Linked DNA regions of Mus musculus: regions 1 and 3 are each linked to region 2. Evidence: chromatin loops called from intact Hi-C (ENCODE). Cell type or tissue: heart. All regions are shown on one strand.

Evidence for each region. A loop is a pair of places that touch in the nucleus more often than their neighbours do. Peaks named below come from ENCODE experiments on the same cell type or tissue, not always from the same donor. Only the 100,000 strongest peaks of a DNase experiment are listed, where the experiment ranks them.
Region 1: a loop joins it to region 2, with 10 times the contacts of the local background. A loop is called at or near these places in 10 of 42 quality-filtered maps.
Region 3: a loop joins it to region 2, with 11 times the contacts of the local background. A loop is called at or near these places in 19 of 42 quality-filtered maps.

The regions. Positions count from the first base shown.
Region 1 is chr12:119,321,578-119,329,577 of GRCm38, reverse strand. It overlaps Gm46331 (a long non-coding RNA gene), which reads right to left and starts at 3,333. Exons shown (of 3, transcript XR_001780539.1): 1 at 3,162-3,333; 2 at 1,648-1,874. In heart, a CTCF peak has its summit at 3,973; no DNase peak of the experiment used is centred here.
Region 2 is chr12:118,925,964-118,933,963 of GRCm38, reverse strand. Abcb5 (ATP-binding cassette, sub-family B (MDR/TAP), member 5) reads left to right here. Exons shown (of 28, transcript NM_029961.2): 10 at 1,356-1,469; 11 at 2,003-2,113; 12 at 5,151-5,276; 13 at 6,539-6,742. Among named protein-coding and RNA genes, the nearest start is that of Abcb5, 36 kb to the left of the region's middle. In heart, CTCF peaks have their summits at 3,230 (motif pointing left) and 7,064 (motif pointing left); no DNase peak of the experiment used is centred here; H3K4me3 peaks cover 737 bases; H3K27ac peaks cover 340 bases.
Region 3 is chr12:119,974,972-119,982,971 of GRCm38, reverse strand. The region is part of intron 1 of Tmem196 (transmembrane protein 196); the gene reads right to left. Among named protein-coding and RNA genes, the nearest start is that of Tmem196, 33 kb to the right of the region's middle. In heart, a CTCF peak has its summit at 1,025 (motif pointing right); no DNase peak of the experiment used is centred here.

The DNA.
Region 1 (8,000 bases), 400 kb before region 2:
AACGATTAAGACAATCCTTCACACCCTGCTCAGAAGCAAATTTATCTAGATAATTCTCCAGTTGGGACTTTCTTCTCAGATAACTCTAGCCTGTGTTAAGTTGAAAATTAAAGCTAACCAGGTCACCACACAGTAAGAAATATACGTTTGTTCTGTGAATAGCCACTCCTGGGGGAATTTGTGAATACACCTACCTACACCTGTCTGAGAACTACTCCATCCTTGTTTCCTGCTTTACACATCAGAACCCCAGGCTTTCTGGTCTTGAGGTTGCATTGCTCCCCTCCATGAATGAGTACTTGGACTCTCAGCCTTGAAGTAAGAGTTATACTATCAGCCTTCTTGGTTGTGAGGGTCTCTGAGTTGGGATTTACCATGTGGTGGTCTCTAGCCTGCAGAAGACCTGTCATGGAACTTTTCAGTGGCCAACTTCCCTAATAAATTCCCTCCTACACATCTATCTGCAGTTTCTATTTGCAGTGTTGTTCTAGATAACCCTGAGTATACAGGTGAAATTGAAAGGCACGGATGATTAAAGTTTACTGGTCATGGTTAGAAAAACCATAGCTGGTAGAACTTCTATTAATATCCAAGTCTTCTAGAGTTTAAAACTGTAGAAAATTGAAAGGGAGTCAATAATTGAATATCTTACAAAAGAATCAAAGCTTTTCAAATGTAGTGCCAATATTAAGAATCAAGTTCTAACACAGAGAAAATTCAAATGAAGGGAGAATATGATGAGTTTCATGAAAAGAAAATCAATTTCATGAGCATATCATATTCCAGCAGCTGTCTGTGTAGCACTGGTCAAAACAGTTCTACTTTCTCTTCATCTCCTGCTTCTGTTTGTCTACAATATGTTAATAAGAAGGGACAGAGAAATTTGAAACATTTTTCAATATGAGTTGGTTCTTTGAGTCCAGAGTTACCAAGTCTCAAAAGTAGAAGGATGTGGTGACTAACTAAAGCATTTCAATAAGTCATAACTAATGATACCCCCTAACCATAGCAATGAATGAACTCAGGGTCTATTAAGATTGACCTCAGATTGCTAAGTACTCCATTACTACAAGTAGCACAGCAAACACAGTTCCTTGAATAATTATTCACTTACTAAATTTCCAGCTACATAAACAGTCATTATCTAGAGTTTTTAAAAATAAATATTACACATTTAGATATCATACTCTACCTGTGCAATATGTTCTCACTGTAAAAAGTGGCTATAAATATTATAGATGTATATAATAAATATATAAATATCAAGAAAACTCATGTGAACTTACAAATAGTTCAAAATAAGAAGTCAGAAGGATGAAAGGTTAAGTAGATAGGTAACAAACATTACAGGACTTCTCTCTCCCTAAAGGTTGTTTTTCAGGGAATTCAGGGTAATTTGACTATAGAGGTGGGATGAGAGATGTAGCTCAGCAGTAGAACACTGGCTAAGTATTTAAGAGGTCTTGAGTTTTATATCTTTCACCAAAAGGAAAGGAGGGAGAGAAAGGGAAGACAGTGAGGGAGCAGAAACAAACAAAAAAAAACAGTAAATATCTTTGTATGTCAACCTTGAGTTATATAATATGATACTTATTAAAGTCAAAAGAAGTTTTAAAATATTTTCTTTTTTTATAAATAATTACTCACCATAGAGAAATGTCTGGAAATGGTGGGACATGGATGGTCACTAAGTACTTTCTCATTCCTTGCAATCCTTCTGTCCCCTGCTGAGGAATGATTGAGTCTTTTGGCCTTGCTTCTCACTCAAGGCTTTTGTCCAGCCTCCATCTTGGGTGTGTGCAACTTCCATTATCGGCTCCTCCACACATCACTACAGAGTTTCCTTATACCACCTCCACTATTTCTTCACTTATCTATATAGAGAATCATTGTCTGAGGCGGAAATAAGCAGCATGCATCTTGTTTTCAGAAGCTCACCATGAAGCTCAACCACACAGATTTTTGAGCCTGTGGACTCTAGCATCCATATCTAAGGCTGAGCTTTTACTCAAGGACTGTACAATCTCTTGTAACAAGTGTTAAAATATCCCAGATAAAAGTAAATCCAAGATTACATGCTAATCTAATCTATAATAAACTAGAACTTCTCATATTAGAATGCAAATTAATATTGGATAATACCATTATAAATGGTTACTAATTCAGTAGTCTTGCATGGAAGAAAAACAGAACTGTAGTAGGTTTCTGGTTTTCTGCTCTTTCAGGATTCTGATTCAGTGAAGCTACAATGGTATTCAGTGGTCTACCTTTATAAATCTACTACCCACAAAGAAATTTTAACTTGGGTTTCAGCACACATCATCTAACTGCTCTCTTAGAAGCAGTGCTATAGAAACAGGTGTCTAAAGTTTCCAGTGGGTCACCAGGACTGAAGTAAAGAAACAAGAATAGGAAACTTTGAAAAGAAGGAGAGTAAAATGAATTAGGAAACCAAAACTGGAAAATGTTTTCTTTTCATGTTCATTTTCTGAAGGAAATGGGTAGAATTGTGAAATGAATATTTTCTCTTCCCTATTATTGCTCTTGAATTCCCAGAGGTTGCTCATACACTAAAGAGATCTTGTTAAGTAGAAAATGATTCAGTAATTTCATTTTAAGGCTTATACAAAAGCCAATTCACTCCATGGACTCTTTATACTTGGGAAATTTAATTTGCTTACTAGATAAAATGTTTTAGGAACAAACACAGTCTGTTCTTACCTCTCTGTTATTTTAGTTACATTGTAATCAGAAGAGAGAAACCATATAATAATCTGAACAAGGGAAATATAAAAAAGTTGCAACAGGAGTTGAAATCATAATAAACTGAGTAAAAATGGTGGAAGACAGCAGCTGATGTCAAAGCAAGCCACCTGAAAGGCATGAGTTAGAAGGAGTTATGGTTGACTTGCTGGAGAGTAAACACTGACCCTGACCCTGTTTAACAAGACCCATCTCTGTTATTACAGGGCAAGGAAAATGGCTAGGCTGGGGGTAGAGTCAGTAAATTAATAGCTGCTATATCTCTCTACTAGCTAAGTTAAAAGTTTTTATTCCATAAAATACATTTGTTATATATACTGCTGTGTATACACACACACACACGCGCGCGCGCACACACACACACACACACACACACATACACACACACCAAATGATACCTGATAGCATTTTCCTGAGGACTTAATCACCACTTATTTGAAAGCTTTCCTCTCTCCTGTATATTTGTCAGTGTCTATGATTTCAATGTGGACAGACATATGTACTATCAGAAGAAAAAAATCAGAAAGTACATCATAAGTCTACTTGCTTAAAACAGAGAAAACATTTCAATACAACTTATATGTTAAGACTGAGGAACTGGGTTCTTTCAGCAAAATCTTGCTTATGTATGCAATGGTGTCAGCGTTTGGAGGCTGATTATGGGATGGATCCCGGATATGGCAGTCTCTAGATGCTCCATCCTTTCATCTCAGCTCCAAACTTTGTTTCTGTAACTCCTTCCATTGGTGTTTTGTTCCCAATGTCTCTTGTGAGGCTATGCTGGGGCCTAGAAAACACAGAAGTGGATGCTCACAGTCAGCTATTGGATGGATCACAGGGCCCCCTATGGAGGAGCTAGAGAAAGTACCCAAGGAACTAAAGGGGTCTACAACCCTATAGGTGGAACAACAATATGAACTAACCAGTACCCACCAGAGCTCGTGTCTCTAGTTGCATATGAATAGAAGATGGCCTAGTCGGCCATCATTGGAAAGAGAAGCCCATTGGTCTTGCAAACTTTAGATGCTTCAGTACAGGGGAATGCCAGGGCCAAGAAGTTAGAGTGGGTGGTCAGGGGAGTGGGGGGGGGTATGGGGGATTTTGGGGATAGCATTTGAAATGTAAATGAGGAAAATACCTAATTTAAAAAAAAAGAAAAAGAAAAAAGAAAAAGACTGAGGAACTTAGAGGACTCTTGGTACCCATAGATGGCAGCAAAGGGCAGTCATGTACTGAGCACCTTCAAGCCCATCTTTTTCAGATGCATGTATTCTTCTCATTCTTTCCTTAATACTTTTCCAAATTCCAGTCATTTCTCTGATGAATTAGCTACTCTAGGGAAACAATTTTAAAGAACTATAGATGAATGCTAGCAGGAACAAGTAACAAAATGCCAATGTTGTTCACAGAAGTAAAGAAATGCTTTCTAATGTATAGCAGAGGTCAGCAAATGTTTTCAACAAAGGGTTAAATAGTAAAGAGTTTAGACTGTGAGGCCATAGGCCCATTATGCCCAATAGCATGACTATAGCCACCAGCAACATGTGTAAGACTGTGCCAGGAGCCGGTAGTGGTGGCACACGCCGGTAGGACTTGCTGAAGGAGGCAGAGGCAGGAGGATCACGAGTTCGAGGCCAGCCTGGGCTACACATTTTTAAGCCGGGCAGTGGTGGTGCACGCCTTTAATCCTAGCATTTGGGAGACAGAGGCAGGCAGATTTCTGAGTTCGAGGCCAGCCTGGTCTACAAAGTGAGTTCCAGGACAGCCAGGGCTATACAGAGAAACCCAGTCTCCAAAAAAACAAAACAAAACAAAACAAAACATAACATAACAAAAGACTGTGCCAGGTATGATGGAGCATATAATTTTAGCACTCCAGAGGTAGGGGAAATCTCTATAAGTTTGAGATCAGCCTGGTTTACATAGCAAGTTCCAAGACAGCCATGGCTTCAAATTGAGACCCTGTCTTAAAACCAAACAAGCAAAATTTTAAAAATCTCATTCTGCTAAACAAGTATAAGTCAGGATTATCTGGCTTATACAGCCAGCTTGAGAATCTCTTAAGCAGAAAAACAGCAGGAGAGATGGGTAATAAGAACACTGTACTAGGGAGAAATATGAAGCCCCAGGAGCCTGTGATATCTATGACATAAAGACTAACACTAATAAGCCTTAGTGCTCATCAGTTTTGAAATTTACCCAAAGATGAATACCAAACAAGAGAAAGTTTGGCCAGCCTGAAACTTTTGTTTACAGTCTAAAGTCTCTGCTTTCCATTTGTGAAGTTAAGAAATACTGTATTAACTATCCAGTTTTTAAACAACCTGATAAAGAGACAACTAAAATTGTCCCAATTTTTAAATGACTTGACTAAACATCAGAGTCTGTGTATGTCATCAATGGCCTTCCTGGCTACTATCACAGCTCATTGAAAAACTTTTCCTAGTGTAAAGAAGTCATACACATAAAAATTACATTTAAAAACAACATATTGTCTTTTTACATTTAGAATCTATTTGTATATTTATATATGCCATTTAAATTTTAACATATACTGTGCTTTCTACTGTAAGTTGATGAAATATTATACTCTGTTTTTAATTATTGACAAGTGAAAATCTTTCCAAGGAGTGCACATCAGGGATGCTAATGCCTTATTTAACAATTTAGTCCTAATACACTTGAATTAGTTTTGATTAGTTGTGTTTTGGTGTAGCTTTCTCCTCTTGCTTGCATCAAAATACATATAACATACTTTAAAATTTATCCTTTCAAACTTTTATAGCAAGACATCAAGGTTTTGGACATTGTACGCAAGCTAACCGCATTTGTAGGTTGCTAATGAACCTGCTATCTAGCTCTGGGTAAGATTAAGGACTTCCACAGAAATAGCTCTAAACAATTGTTGTCCCATATTTCTTTTCATTGAGTAAAGAAACAATGCAACTTTGTACAAGTCTCACAGAGAAGATGTTATAGAGTCACACTGAATATCTTATACCTGCAGATGGCATTGCATTATTAGTAAGATGGCCCTTCAAAAGAGGTCACTTTCTAATACAAATTTGAAAGTTGTTTGGCTTACAATATTGTTGAAAAAGGTCATCCCCTTCTTTGTTAAAAGATGATCAATGTATTTCTGGTCATGGACAATGTAAGAGCTGTCCTTGGTGTTCTCACACATTCTCTTAGCACATTGAGAAAGAGAAAAACTGTAAGGCAGCTGGCATTGGTAGAGAAACTCTAATACTTGACTGGACACAGTGATTCTTGATGGAGTTGTTAGTGCTGAGTCATGTAAGTTTTCATCTTTTCAGACTGAAATGTTGTAGAGGTTTTATGATTATTGGAAAGAGCCCCAGCAGTGCTTCCTTCTTTGTATAGAGTAATATGAGCAAGATTTCCTCTGTGATCTTTTTATATTTTTATTTGAAACAAAAGAAGGAAGATCTTCAATCTGCTAAGGAATTGGATCCAAAATTTCTTTCTCTTAGTGAAATAATCCAGACACAGAAACACAAACACCACATGATTTCACTTACATATGGAATCTAACATAGTCAAAAATCTTAGAAGCAGAAACTTAAAATGATTGTTGCCAAGGACTGAGGGGAAGGGTACACAAAATGCATCAAGCTTCAGTAAAAAGTAAAAACACTTGATACTCTGGAGTCCTGAAGTGGTAAATACTGTCTACAGCTAACCACACTGCATATTGCATACTTAAGAGCAGCCAAGTAAATTGATAAGATCTTTGGTAAGGTAGTCATATAATAAAAGAGGTAAGAAAAAATATTGAGATATGATGGATATGTCTATAGCCTGGATAAAAGTGATAATTTCACAGGTGTATACTTGACCCCAAATACATGACATTATATAAAAGCAACCAAATATATATTAGGAAGTCTATTATGGCAAGAGCATAAAACATGGAATGAACACTTTTTAATTCACATTTAGGTCTTTCACAGGCAGACAGGATCTTCTCAGGGACTTTTTTTGGTCAACTTTTGATGATTCAGACTGACATTACAAATATCATGTCATTATAACAATTTTAGAGATGGCATTCTGAGGGAAACACAAATAACTCTGTCCTCCATTTTGGATGGGAAGTGCAAGCAGTTCTATATTGAAGCCCAACATGTTATTTGGGCCTCATATTTTTCTCTCTTGATACAAACTAAATGCCCACATATATAGGCTGGTTTTCTATTTTATAAGCTAGACTACATTTAATGTTGGAATTATCTATGGCAAGGAATTTTATGTAATCAACATAAGGGAATGCTGAATGTACCATAGCAATCACAATGCAGACCAGTCCTTTACTTTCTAAAGCATTTGACCAAGAATATACACATCATTATTGATATGCAATTTCTAACATTGTCACTATCAGAAAGCTTGCTGAACATATTTAGTGTGAACATCTAGAAGAGCTATATATTTGAATCTAGAGAAAGATCACTTCTGAGTTTATTTGTTAAATATAGGGTGTTCTCCCTCCGCTTCTTTCAACTTTTTCAAATTAAAGGATGGACTATAGCACCATATATAGAACACTCTATATCCTGCACTCTCTATACCACACAGAAGCTCCTGAGGGTCATTCTAACGTTGGGCACATTGACAGTGGACATCTTCAAGATGGGTTTGGCTCAGAGAAAGACTGAGAATATTTGAATTCCCTCCTAGGAGGACTGGGAATCAAACATGAAGATAAAAGCCAAATATTTCCTTCATATATAGTTCTCCTTTCCAAAATTTGACATTTTAGGTACTGTCTAAACTTCACTGAGAGGAAAGAAGGAGACCAAGGTTTTGTGAGGTCTAGTGACATCTCAACACTACTAGATGAAGGTAGAGTAGAAGAAGGCCCATGAACCTCCATTTGGCCCTGAGGTGGTAAGAGCTCATTCTAGTTGATGGAAGAGAGCTCTATACATGACAATATCAACAATCAACCTCTTTAAGTGCAGGGACTCACCTTCAGTGCCAAAGAACCATCCTCATGCACCTAAGAGAAGATTCAACCACAGAGCAGAAGAAAATTGAGATATTACTGAGTAAATATTCATGTGCCATTCCTAGGAACCACCCGGAATGAACTAATCAAGCAGTAGGTTGGTGACACATCTGCATTATTCACAAGGGAAAAAGAGCCTGTGGGTTTTTTAATAATTAAGATGCCCCATTTTCTAACCAAAGCTGAGGAAATTCCCATTTAATGA
Region 2 (8,000 bases):
AGCACACTCAGCTTGTGGGCCGCTTCCTGTGGGCCAGCATGGTTCAGACAACTCAAATGTTGCTGCAGCTGGAGAGACACAAACTCGCGAATTGGAGTGTCATCCTGAGAATAGGCCAAGACTGCTGGGGCAGCCTGTGTTTCCCTTACAGTCTTCATCCTGTCTTCCATCTTGTTGTTTTGTTTTGTTTTGTTTTGATTCTTTTTATTAGATATTTTCTTTATTTACATTTCAAATGCTATCCCAAAAGTCCCCTATACCCTCCCCCCCGCCCTGCTCCCCTACCCACTCACTCCCACTTCCTGGCCCTGGCATTCCCCTGTACTGGGGCATATAAAGTTTGCAAAACCAAGGGGCCTCTCTTCCCAATGATGGCCAACTAGGCCATCTTCTGCTACATATGCAGCTAGAGACACGAGCTCTGGGGTACTGGTTAGTTCATAATGTTGTTCCACCTAAAGGGTTGCAGACCCCTTCAGCTCCTTGGGTGCTTTCTCTAGCTCCTCCATTGGGGGCCCTGTGTTTCATCCTATAGATGACTGTGAGCATCCACTTCTATATTTGCCAGGCACTGGCATAGCCTCACACGAGACAGCTATATCAGGGGCCCTTCAGCAAAATCTTGCTGGCATATGCAATAGTGTCTGGGTTTGGTGGCTGATTATGGGATGGATCCCCAGGTGGGGTAGTCTCTGGATAGTCCATCCTTTCGTTTTAGCTCTAAACTTCGTCTCTGTAACTCCTTTTATGGGTATTTTGTTCCCTATTCTAAGGAGGAATGAAGTATCCACACGTTGGTCTTCTCTCTTCTTAATTTTCTTGTGTTTTGCGAATTGTATCTTCGGTACTCTATGTTTCTGGGCTAATATCCACTTATCAGTGAGTGCATATCTAACGACTTCTTTTGTGATTGGGTTACCTCACTAAGGATGATATCCTCCAGATACATCCATTTGCCCAAGAATTTTATAAATTCATTCTTTAATAGCTGAGTAGTACTCCATTGTGTAAATGTACCACATTTTCTGTATCCATTCCTCTGTTGAGGGGCATCTGGGTTCTTTCTAGGTTCTGGCTATTATAAATAGGGCTGCTATGAACATAGTGGAGCATGTGTTCTTATTACCAGTTGGAACATCTTCTGGATATATGCCCAGGAGAGGTATTGCTGGATCTTCCGGTAGTACTATGTCCAATTTTCTAAGAAACCGCCAGACTGACTTCCAGAGTGGTTGTCTTCCATATTCTTATGTAAGTCCTCTCATAGTCCATGAGCACAGGCCAAACACACCTCCCAATCCCATTGTCTTTCTTACTTCACTACAAGGTGACTATTGTTTACTTTGTCCCTGTAGGTTTTCTTCAGTGTGATCCATAGTAGTTACTGCATTGGATCTGTAGCCCCTCACCTGGAAACCTTCACAGTAGCCAGAGGAGCTGCCTTTAATATTTTCCAGGTTATTGATAAGGTAGGAGCTCTCACTGCATTGAAAGATATCTGTCCTTACTCTAAGAAGGAACCTGAAAGATAGGAACATTCAACTCCGGAAAACCACAGGGTGGGTAAAACCTACACATTGGTTATTTGGTTATAGAGTGAAAGATTGTGGTTAACTTTTGTGGGGGAATGATTTTTTATTGAAAACTTCATGTCTGTCTAGTGGTAGTGGCATACACCTTTAATCCCAGCACTCAAGAGGCAGAAGCAAGTGGATTTCTGTGAGTTTGAGGCTAGCCTGGTCTTCAGAACAAGTTCCAGCCAGGGCTACACAGAAAAACCATGTCTCAAAGAAAACAAAAAGCAATAAAACAAAATAAACAAAGAAAGAAAAAAAAGAAAGGAAGAAAGAGAAAGAAACAAAGACAAAATTTCATGTCTAGTTTCATGTACTTCTAAAACAGGAAGGAGATTTTAAAAGAACTTTAGGGTCCATCTCTAAACTATTCTGGGATAGAAGCTTAACCCTTTAAAGATGTATAACAATCTCTTTGTTTTTCCAAGAAACCCAATATAGATAACTTTTCAACAGCTGGATTTGTACCTGAATGTATAGAAGGAAACATAGAATTTAAAAATGTTTCTTTCAGCTATCCATCAAGACCTTCTGCCAAGGTATGTTAAATTCAGTTTCATTCTTCCATTTTCTGACATTGTCTTCAGGCCAGAATCTTCTGTTGTGGGAACTTTTTTTAAAGATTCTTTTATTTATGTATGTGTGATATGTGACTATATGCTCGTTAACCTGTGGGAGTGTGCATATACATGTGTGCATGTACCTGTGGAGGCCAGAGATCAACATTTGGTGTCCTCTGTGATCAGCCTCCACCTTACATATTAAGGAAGTGTCTCTCACATGAACTGGAAGCTCTACAGTTTGGTTAGTTTGCTAGCCAGTTTGCTAAGGGATCTCCTGTTGCTGTTTCCCACACTGGGATTACAGATAGCTGCCTCCACCCCTTCCAGAATCCCTATGAATGCTCTGGAGTTAAACTGCAATCCTCAGACTTGCATGCCAAGTACTTGCCCAGTCCCTTCTTTCGGATGATTTTGACCCAGATTTTGTCTACTTCCTTAAAGAAGCAAGTAGGCCAATATCTGACAAGCAGTGAGCAAATATATCTGGATATTGCGGGGCTTGTGGTTTAATAATAAAGCTGTGGAGACATCTGTATAGCATAAGGCTGTTAGCCTGTTTGCTGGGCAGTCTCACAGCTAGCCCATAATTTAAACTGACATCTCCAGTCATTTGACTCTTTCTCAGCTCTACCTCAGGGCCTTGCTACCTTTCTTTCTCTCTCCCTGTCCTCCAACCAGTCCTCCAACCAGTCCTCCTGCCAATCCTCCTGCCAGCCCTTCTGCCCCAGATCCAACCGCAAGCTCTTTATTATGCTAAAATCCCCCTCCTTTTCGTCCAGTTGGCCTGGGAGGGGGCGGTGGGGGCGGGGAATAGTATGTGTGACCTTCCCTTTCACAGCTTGCTTTTTCTCTTGGGTTGGGTGAGAAAGCAACAAATATTTACAGATCCTGCTAGCCTGGCGCTGCCAACCCAGCAATTAACAATTGAGAATACAAGAGCATACCTTATAACACGTGTTATCTGCAACCGTGATTTATATTTTCCTTCCTCTCTCCTGTATTGGACCGATAGTCATTTTTAACTGCCAATGTTTCCTCCATGCTCCTTTTCTAAGCACACTAAAATGTCTTGGATTAATGCTGCCACCTACTGGTGATGCCGGGATATTATCCAGCTGTATTTAATTTATTTGAATATGGGAGTTTCCAACCTTCAGATGAGTTCCTGTTAAGCCTTCCCTCTCCTACCTTTAGGACTTCTACTGCATGTGCAATTGTATCTTAGATACCCTTCCTCTCACTTTCCACACTCTCATTCACACACACAGGCACACGTACATACCTGTGCCCGTGCACAGACACACATTTATCAAAACACAGTCTGTCCCATTCGAATCACTCGGCCTTTAATTGTTAATGCCCAGCCCATGCTCTCTTGGAGTGCACTCAACATACTAATCTTTTAAAAACAAATAATTCTTGGGAAAATATGTCTGCTGTTCCTATTAAATTGTCCTTATATTTGTATTTATATTTAATTAATGCATTTGCTTCCTCTGCTACCCACCCTCAAAAGGAGAATTGTTAAGGATTACAAAAGGCAGCTACTAACAAAATACGTAATTAGGATATAAGAAGTGGGGACAAAATTTTATGTGAAACAAATGAGATTGCTAATGCTATCAACTTCTAATGTGCCGTATAGAATTTGCATTAAAAATAATGCACCCACTTCTTTCTCTGTTTTTCTCTGACTGGCGTTTTTTACTGAAATTCTCTCCTCAGAGTCTTTTGCTTTATGACTTGTTTGTCACCATCGTTGTCTGGGTTTTTGCCTTTTCTCCTAACACAGCATTTTAGACTGCATTTTGGATATACATTTAAGCTGGGTTCTGGGACCCTGAGCACCAGTTATGCCAATAATGCCCCGGGCCACGCTCTCTGGGTTCTAAACAATTCTTATTTGTTTCTTTATTTTGAAGCTGGGTTTTCACTAGTACCCCAAGCAAACTCCTGGCTAGCATACCTGGGTAAACAATTGCCTTTAACTAATTTGTGTATCTGTTTGGGAGAGAAGGGGACATGCCACTTTGCACAGGTGAAAGTCAAGAACAGCTTAGCTTTCAAGACTTGGCTTTCCACTCCCAACTCACTATTTGGAATGTACCTTGTAAAAATATTAGACCTATTCTAAAGGGGAACTTTCCTAAGTAACTCAATTATTTGTCAAGATTCCACTTGCTACAAATTAAAAAATAAAACATTAATTTGGTTGTTTTAAGATTCGTGTAAGGTATTTCAGTTAAAAATGTGAAGTTTGCAGGCTTGGTAGATGATTTGCTTGGTAGTGAGCAAGTAAGGTACCCACTACTCAAACATGAGGCCGAGGGTCCAGATCTCCAGCACTCACTTAAAACCTGGTAGTTATGGCAGCCCACTCATAATCCCAGAATATGGGAGGCAGAGATAGAATCCCCCCAAAATGCTAACCAACCCAGACTCACTGAAAACTAGGCTCAGAGAGAAACCTTGCCTCAATATATAAGGTGGAAAGCAATTGAGGAAAACTCCTGTTGTGAACATGGAGCCTCTATGTGTATGTACACATACATACATGTATACCTGCACACATGCAAACACACATCATGTGCACATACAGTGTGCACATGGAACAAGGAAGGGAGAAGGAAGAGAGAGGAAAGAGGGAAAGAGAAAGCAATGAAGGATGAATGTGATCAAGATATACATACCATACTTATGGTAATGTCATAAAGAAACCCATTATAATTTTGTACAATTAAAATATGCTATTAAAAATATGGGAAGAGTTTTCTGTGCCTAGATAACTCCTAAATTAGATCTCTTCTATGTATAAAGAAATGTTTAAATACTGTACTCCCAAACTGTGTATTACTATAGGTATAAATGGGGTATTATACAAATAAATATAAGATCTAAATTGTTTTCATGTGCCACCTAAGAATTTTTCTGTTTATAATTACAGATTAATTTTCTGACTGTATTATATAACTGTCTGTCATTCCTAACTGTGTCATTCCTGTGCATCTAACAGGTTCTGAAAGGTCTCAATCTGAAGATTAAGGCTGGAGAGACAGTAGCCTTGGTTGGTCCCAGTGGCAGTGGCAAGAGTACGACAGTGCAGCTTCTGCAGAGGCTGTATGACCCAGAGGACGGCTGTGTAAGTGCAGACTGTGGGGGAAAACCATGCAGAAGGGGCTGGGAAGATGGCTCAGTGTTTCAGAGCTTGCTGTGACATCGAGAAGTGCTGTATCCCCAGCACCTACATAAAACTTGTGAGTTGCACATCTGCAATCCCAGTGCCAGAGAACTGGATCTCTGAGGCTGGCTGGTCAGCAAGGGTGGATGAATGGGTGCACTCCAGGTTCCCTAAGAGATCCTATCTCAAAAATTAAGGAGGAAATTGATCCAGGAAGCGACCCAACCACTGGTCCCTATGCACATGTGTGTGCACATCCCAAACACTGTTCCCTATGCACGCATATGAACATCCCAAACACTGGTCCCTATGCACACATATGAACATCCCAAACACTGGTCCCTATACACACACATGTGCACATACCCAAACACTGGTCCCTATGCACATATGTGCACATACCCAAACACTGATTCCTATGCACACATGTGAACATCCCAAGTACAGGTCCCTATGCACACACATGTGCATATACCCAAACACTGGTTCCTATGCACATGTGCGTACATACCCAAACACTGTTTTCTATACACACGGCATGCACACACATTAACATGTACACATGTACACAAAAAGAAAAAAAATACTAATTCTTAATGTTTCTAGTTAACACTTACAACATTGTCTTTAAAAGAAAACTTGTTCAGAACTTTGTAGGCCGGAGTTTATGCTAATGGTGACTAAATAAATTACCGAATCAGTCAGTGTAAAGAAGTGCTGATTCTCACACAAATGCCAGGGCTGTGAGGAATGGAGTCTCTCATGGCCACATCCAACTCTGTCTCTGGAATATGTTGAGCTACCTAAGAAGACAGAGAAGGAACTTTTACCTTTGGGGACTGAATAAAGTATTGAGAAATAAAAAAGGCTAGAACCTTATCGACACCATCAGTCTTAAAACAAAGTTGATGGCGTCTGTCTATATAACATTTGTAGCATCTACAGTGTTTGTGTATGTGTGTCTTATTAACAACCTTATTAATACTTAGTTTGTGGTTTCATGGGATTTTAAGTTAATTAAAATTTCTTGAAGATTTGTTAGTTCCAATCTTCCGGGGGGGGGGGGGAACTATTGGTGTTATCCATACCATAAATATGTTTACTAAAATATAGCGAGTCCTGGCTGAGATACTACTTCTCAGTTTATTCTTTGGATTAAGAAGACAGTTGGAAGCCAACACCTTGGACAGCATCATAGCCTGCTTGGTTCTTTGGTATGGCAGATCACCGTAGATGAGAATGACATCCGAGCCCAAAACGTGCGACATTACCGAGAGCAAATTGGAGTGGTCAGACAAGAGCCAGTTCTGTTTGGGACCACCATCGGTAACAATATTAAGTTTGGGCGCGAAGGTGTGGGTGAAAAGGAAATGGAACAGGCAGCGAGGGAGGCAAACGCCTACGACTTCATAATGGCCTTTCCTAAGGTGAGATTGTGCTGCCTGGGTTCTCAAAATCCAGCCAGAGTACCTGAGGGCTCCGCACAGCCCAGCTAGGCCAATTCACATTACACAGTGGGTTCATGTGGAGAGTATTTTAGATGCAGCATCTGCAGACCGAGGAACGTGCTAAAGTCCAAAAGAAGGAAGACGTCAGTAAAAGGCCAATTGCGAGAGGTAAGTTTAATTTTTCTGCATGTCACTGTACCCGAAAAAGAAAAGAATATCTATGTTAAAGCAGGACAAAGAAACTTGAGAAAAATCGGGAGCGCAAGCTGAGAATGTTGGTTTGTACCTCCATCTAGTGGTTAGTAGTAAAAATGGCATGCTCACACGCTGTCAGGACTGATGTGCTAAGATGAGGTTCTTCTAAAAGTTCAAGGAACGAACACTGTATTAAAAATGTAGAACTGTAAAAAGATGTGATAAAATTTGAAATTCTTGGAAGCAAGACAAGTATTAATGAACATAGGGTGATAGTTTTTAAACCATTTACCTATCTTTCCTGAAGTTTAAGTTCATTAGAGCCACCTGATAATTGTGGTTGTATCCAATAAGATAAAAAAAACTTACACTTGAAGTTAAATTATATCTGCAACCCATCACTCCAGAGGGTCACAATAATAAAAAGCGTTAATTTTGAAGGACACACTTAAAAACCACACTGTGTACATTGTAACAAAAAATAACTTTTTTTTAAAATAATGTTTATTATGCCGTGATTTAACATAGTGATTAACATAGCATGCAGGCCAGCAAGATCACTCGGGGCTTGAAGGTTCCTTTCCTTGGCTGAGAAGCAGCACATTGCCCTTTGTTGGTCTTTTATTCCTTTCAGTGAATTTCCTCAAATGCACAGTGCTCTCCCGCCTCTCACTTAGAATTCAAGAGCATTTCAACCTGACTCTGCAAGTTGGTATTTACTTTACTAAAAGAACATGTATAAACAAAGATGCCCTTTGCGGTAAATTTAATAGTAAGTCACAATGCTGTAATCCAAAGAATAAAAGGAGAAACTAAAGGTTAGTGTGATGAATGCCAATATTCACAGGCATAGTCACTGGGGGGTGGCGGGGGGGGGGGATGAGAAAGGGGAGAAGAAGAGGGAGTAAGAAAAGGAGAAAGAGAGGGGGGAGAAGAATGAAGGGAGGGAGGAGGGAGGAGGACAGAGACAGAAAGACAGAGAATCAGCAGCAAAAGCCATTCTTGACCTCACAGTCACTGAAAAGTTGACCTTAAGGGAAAC
Region 3 (8,000 bases), 1.0 Mb before region 2:
GATTGAGAACTGCTCAGGAAGAAATTTTAGTGACCTAACATAGACGTAAAACTTTTAGTTCTGTCTGTACACTGTGCATTTCTTCTTGGGACTAGAAAAACAATCAAGTATCCTTGTTGTTATGGTTTATATGAGAAATAGCACTTACAATATCAATGATTTAAATATTTTCACCCATGTTGGAGGTGCTTGTTAGAAGAGATAATAGAGCCCAATGCTAGGGTAGAGTTTCATAATTTGTATAGTCTAACTTCCATGCTTCCTGTGTATGGTTGAGATGTAAGTTTTCAGATTCTTCCTCCAGTTGCTTGCTGCCATTATGGACATTTAGCCCTTGGAACTATAAGCCAAACTAGACCATTCCTTAAGTTGCCATTGGTCACAGCATTTTATCAAAACAAAGGAAAAGTAACTAATATTTGTCATGGCTGACAGAGTTTGTGTTATCTAAATTTGCTTGAGCCTCTTTATTATTATGTTAGATTGATATATCAGCAACAATTTTAATGACAATAAGTTATTATTTGAATGCAAGAAAGAAAAATGCAGTGAAATAGGCATAAAAATAATAAAAGAGCAGGCTTTCTACTCCTGAGTACCTCCAAACAGGCTAACCCTTATACACTTATTACCTATTTTCTTCTTCAAATTTTAGCTAAGCAGTGTAATTCTCAGATGATTTTTTTATTGACATTATCAAACAAATAAGTGGCAGGGTGACATTCACACACCAGCCATTTGAAGTCTATGGCTTTGAAGTAGTTTAGAATTCAAGTAGTTTAGAACTTTATGTTTTTGTACCTTTTTCTTTTGTATTAGAGGTCCCTCCTGGGACAGACAATGACAGTCTTAAGTTTCATTTGTAGCATGATATGAAGGTGGTGTTCGTGTAGAAATTAAAGAAATGTTGGCATTTTATGAAGATCAGATCTTGGTTGTTTATGACTTAATGGGGTAGGAAGAAACACAGCTCCTTCCATTTTCCTCCAAAGCCTGTTGGGTTCCTCTCTGAAGAAGCATTTTGCTACCACTTGGTGGCAGTAGCTACCAACGAATTTACAACACTGAGTCTCAATTTATAACCAAAATACTGGCCTTTCTAACTGGGAATGTCTTTTCAAAAAGAGATTTGTTTTTATCAATGATAGACTTTTTTTTTTTTGAAAATTCAGGTTTTCCATAGACATATCTTATAATTACTACAATCTGTTATTGTCTGGAGCATCAATGTCCTCCTAGAAATCATCAGTGTTCTACCTTACTTAAAATACTTATTTTCCACTATAATAAAAACTTCACATGAAATTTCCTTTATTAGCCATTCTATATTTAGAGATGTACATCATGTGGTAGTGACCAAAGTACAATAATGATGTAGATTGTAAAGAATGAGGGCTTCTGAAGTTAGACTTGGATGGCAACTTTTAATCATCAAACATGAAACTATTACTGTGGGTTTACACTGACCAAGTAATACCAGGCAATGTTTCAGTTCATGCAGCTTATACACCGTGTAGAGGAAGAAAATTGTACAGAAAGGCTTAAGAAATTTTTGTCTGAAATAAGTTGGACAATTTGTTTAGCAACTGCATGTCAGAATAAGGATTTGAATCATGAAATATATGGCTTAGAGCATTTGTACTCTGTATCATCTCATGATACCTGTATGAAAATGATTATTACTGTACCAGAAAATGATACATCCAGAAAATAATTCTAATCTTCATGTTTAAGAGGGCTAAAATGCTAAGTATTTACTGTATGATGTAGAAATAGGTAGAATGAGTGAATTGGTGTAGAATGTGTTCATTTTAGCTTTTAAGACAGATGGATAATTGAATTTGTTAAAAGCAACTAAGAAAAATCTTTTAAAATGGAGTATAAATAATATTTATCTTAATTAGAATGATCTGATAGGAGACTAAATTACTAACAAGTACATTTTCTAATGATATTTTCAGCTACAGTGAAATGTTTATGAGACTATTTTAAAAGGCAGAATAACTTGACATATGAGTGAGATTCTATAGTGATAGTGTCTTCATATGTTTACAAACTGAAACAGCCGTTCATGTGTGCTACCTTTACAACAGAAAATGACTGAGATGAGAGTCCACAGTGTTAGTATACAAAGTTTTAGTATAATAGTGAGAAAAGATGCATTGACAAAGGCAGAAAGAAAAAGGTGCCCCATCATCCCTTCCTTATTAGACCAACCAATCTGAGTAAAAATAATTGCCATCTACTTGGCAGAGATGAAATTTAACTCATAGTTTTAGAGCCTGGTGCCAGGCTCTTCACAGCAAAATCCAGTATTAAGCAGAGCCCCAAATATCCTGCCATAGGTATGTAAAGCACCAAAACACTATAAATGCACTAGTTTGGCAGCTAAGTGAATCTATCAGGTCTTCCAGCTTCTGGGAGCAGAAGAGGGAGTGAGATTTTACTGTTTGGGAAAAGGTCACCAAAGCTAGCACAGAATTTTGGCCTAAAGTTCAGTGTCAGGCCCACTGCACTAACACTCAGCAACAGGACAAAAGTAATAAAGAAACAAAGTATTCCTATGTACAGGCCTAGTCTCATACATGGAGTCTTAGGACCATCTGCAGATCTAGGCAAACAATTGTCCTGGTAGAGTAGATTTATGGTTTTGCATCTATCATTTCTAGTTCCACCATGTGCAGTCCCTGAATGCACTGTGAGACTGCACTGGTTGTTATAACAGTTACCCTCAGATAATGCCCAACTTAGTTCAGTCTCAGTAGATAAGGAGCTTCCTTCTCCACTAAACCATCCTTAGATAACAAAAGATATAGCAAGAATCCATTTGTTGGGATTGGGCAGGGTGAAGATACAAGTGTTGATGTGGAACTCAAGAATCAGTATGCTGTTTTTAATTTTTGAACTTAGTTACTTGTCCAGCCTGTTAAAGCACTTGTTTTAAGGAGACTCAACGACCTCCATGAAAACAGAGAATATGTGTTTGAGAATGATAGGAAAACTTAGCAAAGAGGCAGAAGCTTTTAAAAGATAAAACGAAATTTTGGGTTCCATTTAGTACTTGACAGATCTAAGTAACTCCTCTTTTCAGATCAGTGTCCATGAACAATTCCTCAAGGCCTGGAGGTATGTACACCCAAGTAATTGTGCTTCTATCTTGTCGATATCATGTTTCTGGCGGTTCCAACTGTGGGCCCCAAGGCACAAGGCCCTCAATAGAGGAAGCCCATGGCAGTGTGGGCCTGCAAGCCCAAGATATGACAAAGTACTTTTTAACATTGGTTTGACTGAGTATAGTATGGAATCTGAGGATTCTCCTCGTTGGGTGACTTATCCCTGAGGAAATTTCTGGACTGTTTAAACAGAGAATGGTGTTTTGGGAGCAATCTTTGGGCTGTCCCTGCTTACAAGGACAGAATTATGAGTACAACCTGACTATTTTAAATACTCCTCCAGATCATGTTGAACAGCACAGCAATGGTACATATAGGACAGACCTGAATTTGATTTGCCTTCTAGAATTGGAATAGTAGTAGTACACCAACAAGGACCTAGTGGGAACCATGAACTGATAGTGTCATCTTGTGCTGACATATAAGTCACTTTAGGCTGAGGAAAAATCAGGAAGCTGTTTATAATTTTTGAAAAGCCAAAGTAAAAGTGGATCAAGGTAACTGGAATATTGATCTAGATATTTAATGAAGCATCAAATTGTTTATCAGCACTGTGAAGAACTTTTAGAAACATGACCTTACTTATCAGTCAAACTAACTTACCAGACACTGAAAATTAAGTAACTAATATGGGTAAATCTTAGATAAAGAATTTAAAAGTTTTAAATTAATTTTTTAGATTTATTTATTTTGTTATGTGTATTAATGTTCTGCCTGCATATATGTATGGCACCGTGTGTGTGACTCTAGCGCCCATGGAGGTTGGAAGAGAGCATCAGTTCCTCTGGGACTGGAGTTACTGTTGGTTGTGAACCAACACATTTGTACTGGGAACCCAATTTAGGTCTTTTGCAAGAGCAACATATGCTCTCAACAACTTAGCCATTTTTCCAGCCCCTTAAAGCACTTGTTTTAAGGAAACACAGTGACCTTTACGAAAAGAGAACACGAGAAAGAAAAAAAAAACCCGAATTATTCAATATGATAGGAAAATTTAGCAAAGAGACAGAAGCTATTTAAATGATAAAACAAAAATTTGAATTAAGAAAGACAGTAACTGAACTTGAAACATGATAGATGACATCCATGGATCAAATAGATGGGCTAATTAGAGAGCAAGAAGACAGGATTTGGAAAATACTCATTCAGTGGATGCATTATTACTTTGCTTGTTGACATGAAAGAAAAATCCTACAAAACCATTTGTTAGGAAGCAAAGATTTATTTTGACTAACAGTTTAAGAAGAGATACAATTCATGGTGGTGGTCAGAAGTGTGAGATAGCTGAGGTCAGGAAATAGAGGTGACTGCTGGTGTTCATTTTTGCCCCTTCCCATTTTACCCAACACGAGACCCTTGGACAGTCCCTTTCAACCAGGGTATGCTTTCCTAGATATTAAAACACTCTGATAATAAACTCACAAACACACTGAGTTTTATCTAAGAGATGATTCTAAAATCCACACATTGACAATACTAATAACCACAAAGAAGTAAACAACAAAATTGAATAGAAATAAAGCAAGCTATGAATTCTTTGAGATAGCATTAAAAACAAAAGGAAATTTTATGTTTTTAAGGTTCATGGGAAATGTGAGTTTGCTAAATGGATAGAAATGTTATTCAAATAGAACATAATAGAGCACTTTCCAAGCCTAGAGAAGGGTACAAATATGTAGGTACAGGATGGTCAAAGGCCACCATTCAGAATTAATTCAATCAAATGTAGGAACCAGAGGAAGTCCCAAACAAGTATGTATTGTGATGTAGGAAAGACAAGTTAAGGACGCCAAGACTTTGGATCCATGGAAAATTGGCAGAGCTGTTACCCATATGGGTGAGGCTCAAGTGAAATAACAAAAAATTCTGTGGGAATCAAGGTGTAAGTGTTTATTAACTATTGATCAGTGTATAAAACCCTAAAAACTGCAGCTTCCTTCTTCTGGATGGTTATAGCTTCAGACTGTTCACCTACAGAAACTTGCTACCAAGGCTAGCAGCGTCAACCCCAGCTGTACCTAATGAATACACAGATGGGGCGGGGGTGGATATAGCAAATTTCATCTTATCCTAGCTTTGATGTATGTGGTATGTGGTTTTGTCTTTTCTTTATTTTCTTGCTGCCACCCCTAGATAGGGTTCCAGGACCAAAGCTGTTCAGTTCTAGGTAACCAAACTTATCTCAAGCCATCTTCTAATCTACTTCTCCAAGGAATAAGAGACAAAAGATTATTAATGTTGAAAGCAAAAGGAAACAAATAACATGTAAAGGTGTCTGAATTTATAATACAGAAGACATCTCAGCAGAAACTTTAAATTGCAGTAGAAAATGTAACACAATTTTCATAAGAACCATAGGAGACAAGGTAAATAAATATCAACAAAAATTTATTTCAACCAAGAATATACTCAGCAAAGCTATCCTTGCAAAATGAAAAAAAAAAAGATAAAGACACAAATAGAGGCTAAGAGAATGCCTTTTTCATGTGTGTTTTATAAGAAATGATCCAGGGAGTCATTCAGCCATAGAGAAGGAGGCATGAATAAGTACAAAGAAATTATGACAAAGTGTATAACATACTGATAAGACTAATTATACAGAGAAAAATCAGAATACTCTAGTATTGCAAGTAGTGTATGTAAGCCACTAATATTGCTAAGATGAAGAAAGAATAATTATAATAATGATTAATAATAATTAATTAAGTAATGAGAGGGAGACAACATGAAATATGTAAATGGAGCATCTGAGATTCAAATTGTGAGGAGCAATAAATTCCAAGTATTAATTTTATAATTATTTATTGTTATATATTTTCTGCTCCTCCTACCTCCTTTTTTCCTTTTTCTTTTTTCCTTTTTTCTTTCTTTCTTTTTCTCTTTCTTTCTTTCTTTCTTTCTTTCTTTCTTTCTTTCTTTCTTTCTTTCTTCTCTCTCTCTCTCTCTCTCTCTCTCTCTCTCTCTCTCTCTCTCTCTCCCTCCCTCCCTCCCTCCCTCCCTCCCTCCCTTCCTTTCTTCTTTTATTCGTTTTATCTTTATTAGATATTTCCTTCATTTATATTTCAAATGCTACCCCGAAAGTCCACTATACCGTCCCTCTGCCTTGCTCCCCAACCCACACATTCCTGCTTCCTGGCCCTGGCATTTCCCTGTACTAGGGAATATTTTCTTCGCAAGACCAAGGGCCTCTCCTCCCAGTGATGGCTGACTAGGCCATCTTCTGCTACATATGCAGCTAGAGACACAAGCTCTGGGGGTGCTGGTTAGTTCATATTGTTGTTCCTTCTATAGGGCTGTAGACCCCTTCAGCTCCTTGGGTACTTTCTCTAGCTCCTCCATTGGGGGCTCTGTGTTCCATCCAATAGATGACTAAGAGCATCAACTTCTGTATTTGCCAGGCACTGGCATAGCCTCACAAGAGACAGCTATATCAGGGTCCTGTCAGCAAAATCTTGCTGGCATATGCAATAGTGTCTGGGTTTAGTGGTTGTTTATGGGATGGCTCCCCGGATGGGGTAGTCTCTGGATGGTCCTACCTTCTGTCTCAGCTCCAAACTTTGTCTCTGTAACTTCTTCCATGGGTGTTTTGTTCCCCATTCTAAGGAGGCACAAAGTATCCACATTTTGGTCTTCCTTCTTGAGTTTCATGTGTTTTGAAAATTGTATCTTGGGTATTCTAAGTTTCTGGGCTAATATCCACTTATCAGTGAGTGCATATCATGTGTGTTCTTTTGTGATTGGTTTACCTCACTCAGGAAGATATCCTCCAGATCCATCCATTTGCCTAAGAATTTTATAAATTCATTTTTTTAATAGCTGAGTAGTACTCCATTGTGTAAATGTACCACATTTTCTTTATCCATTCCTCTGTTGAGGGACATCTGGATTCTTTCCAGTTTCTGGCTATTATAAATAAGGCTGCTATGAACATAGTGGAGCATGTGTCCTTATTACATGTTGGAGCATCTTCTGGGTATATGCCCAGGAGTGGTATTGCTGGATCTTCCGGTAGTACTATGTCCTTCCTTCCTTCCTTTCTTTTCTTTTTTTTAACAACAGATTTATTTATTTTATATCTGTGAGTACAGTCTCGCTGTTTTCAGACACACCAGAAGAGGTCATTGTATCCCATTACAGATGCTTGTGAGCTACCATGTGGTTGTTGGGAATTGAACTCAGGACCTCTGGAAGAGCAGCAGTCAATGCTCTTAATAGCTGAGACATCTTTCCATCTCATTGTTTTTGTTTTTTGTTTTTGTTTTTGTTTTTGTTTTTGTTTTTGGAGACACTGTTTCATGTAGCTCAGGCTAGCCTTGAACTCACAATGCAGCTAAAGATGACCTTGAATCCCTGGATCACAGTGTTTATATTTCCTAGATCCCAGGAATGTACCATGCTATTCTGTTTTGGATTTTTGGTTGGTTTGTTTCTTACTATTATGACCATGATATGTTTTTATTATTTAAAAATTATTTCTCCTTCTTCTTCTTCTTCTTCTTCTTCTTCTTCTTCTTCTTCTTCTTCTTCTTCTTCTTCTTCTTCTTCTTCTTCTTCTTCTTCTTCTTTCTTCTTCTGGTTTTTCGAGGCAGGGTTTATCTGTATAGCCCTGGCTGTCCTGGAACTCACTCTGTAGGCTAGGCGGGCCTTGAACTCAGAAATCCACCTGACTCTGACTCCCAAGTGTAGGGATTAAAGGCATGTGCCACCACTGCCCGGATTACAAATTATTTCTTATATGAAAAGAACTTAAATCTTTATTGCAATCACACAGAAATCTTCTATGACAGAGAAACCAAAATTAATAACAAAGGAATTAAAAATATGCTA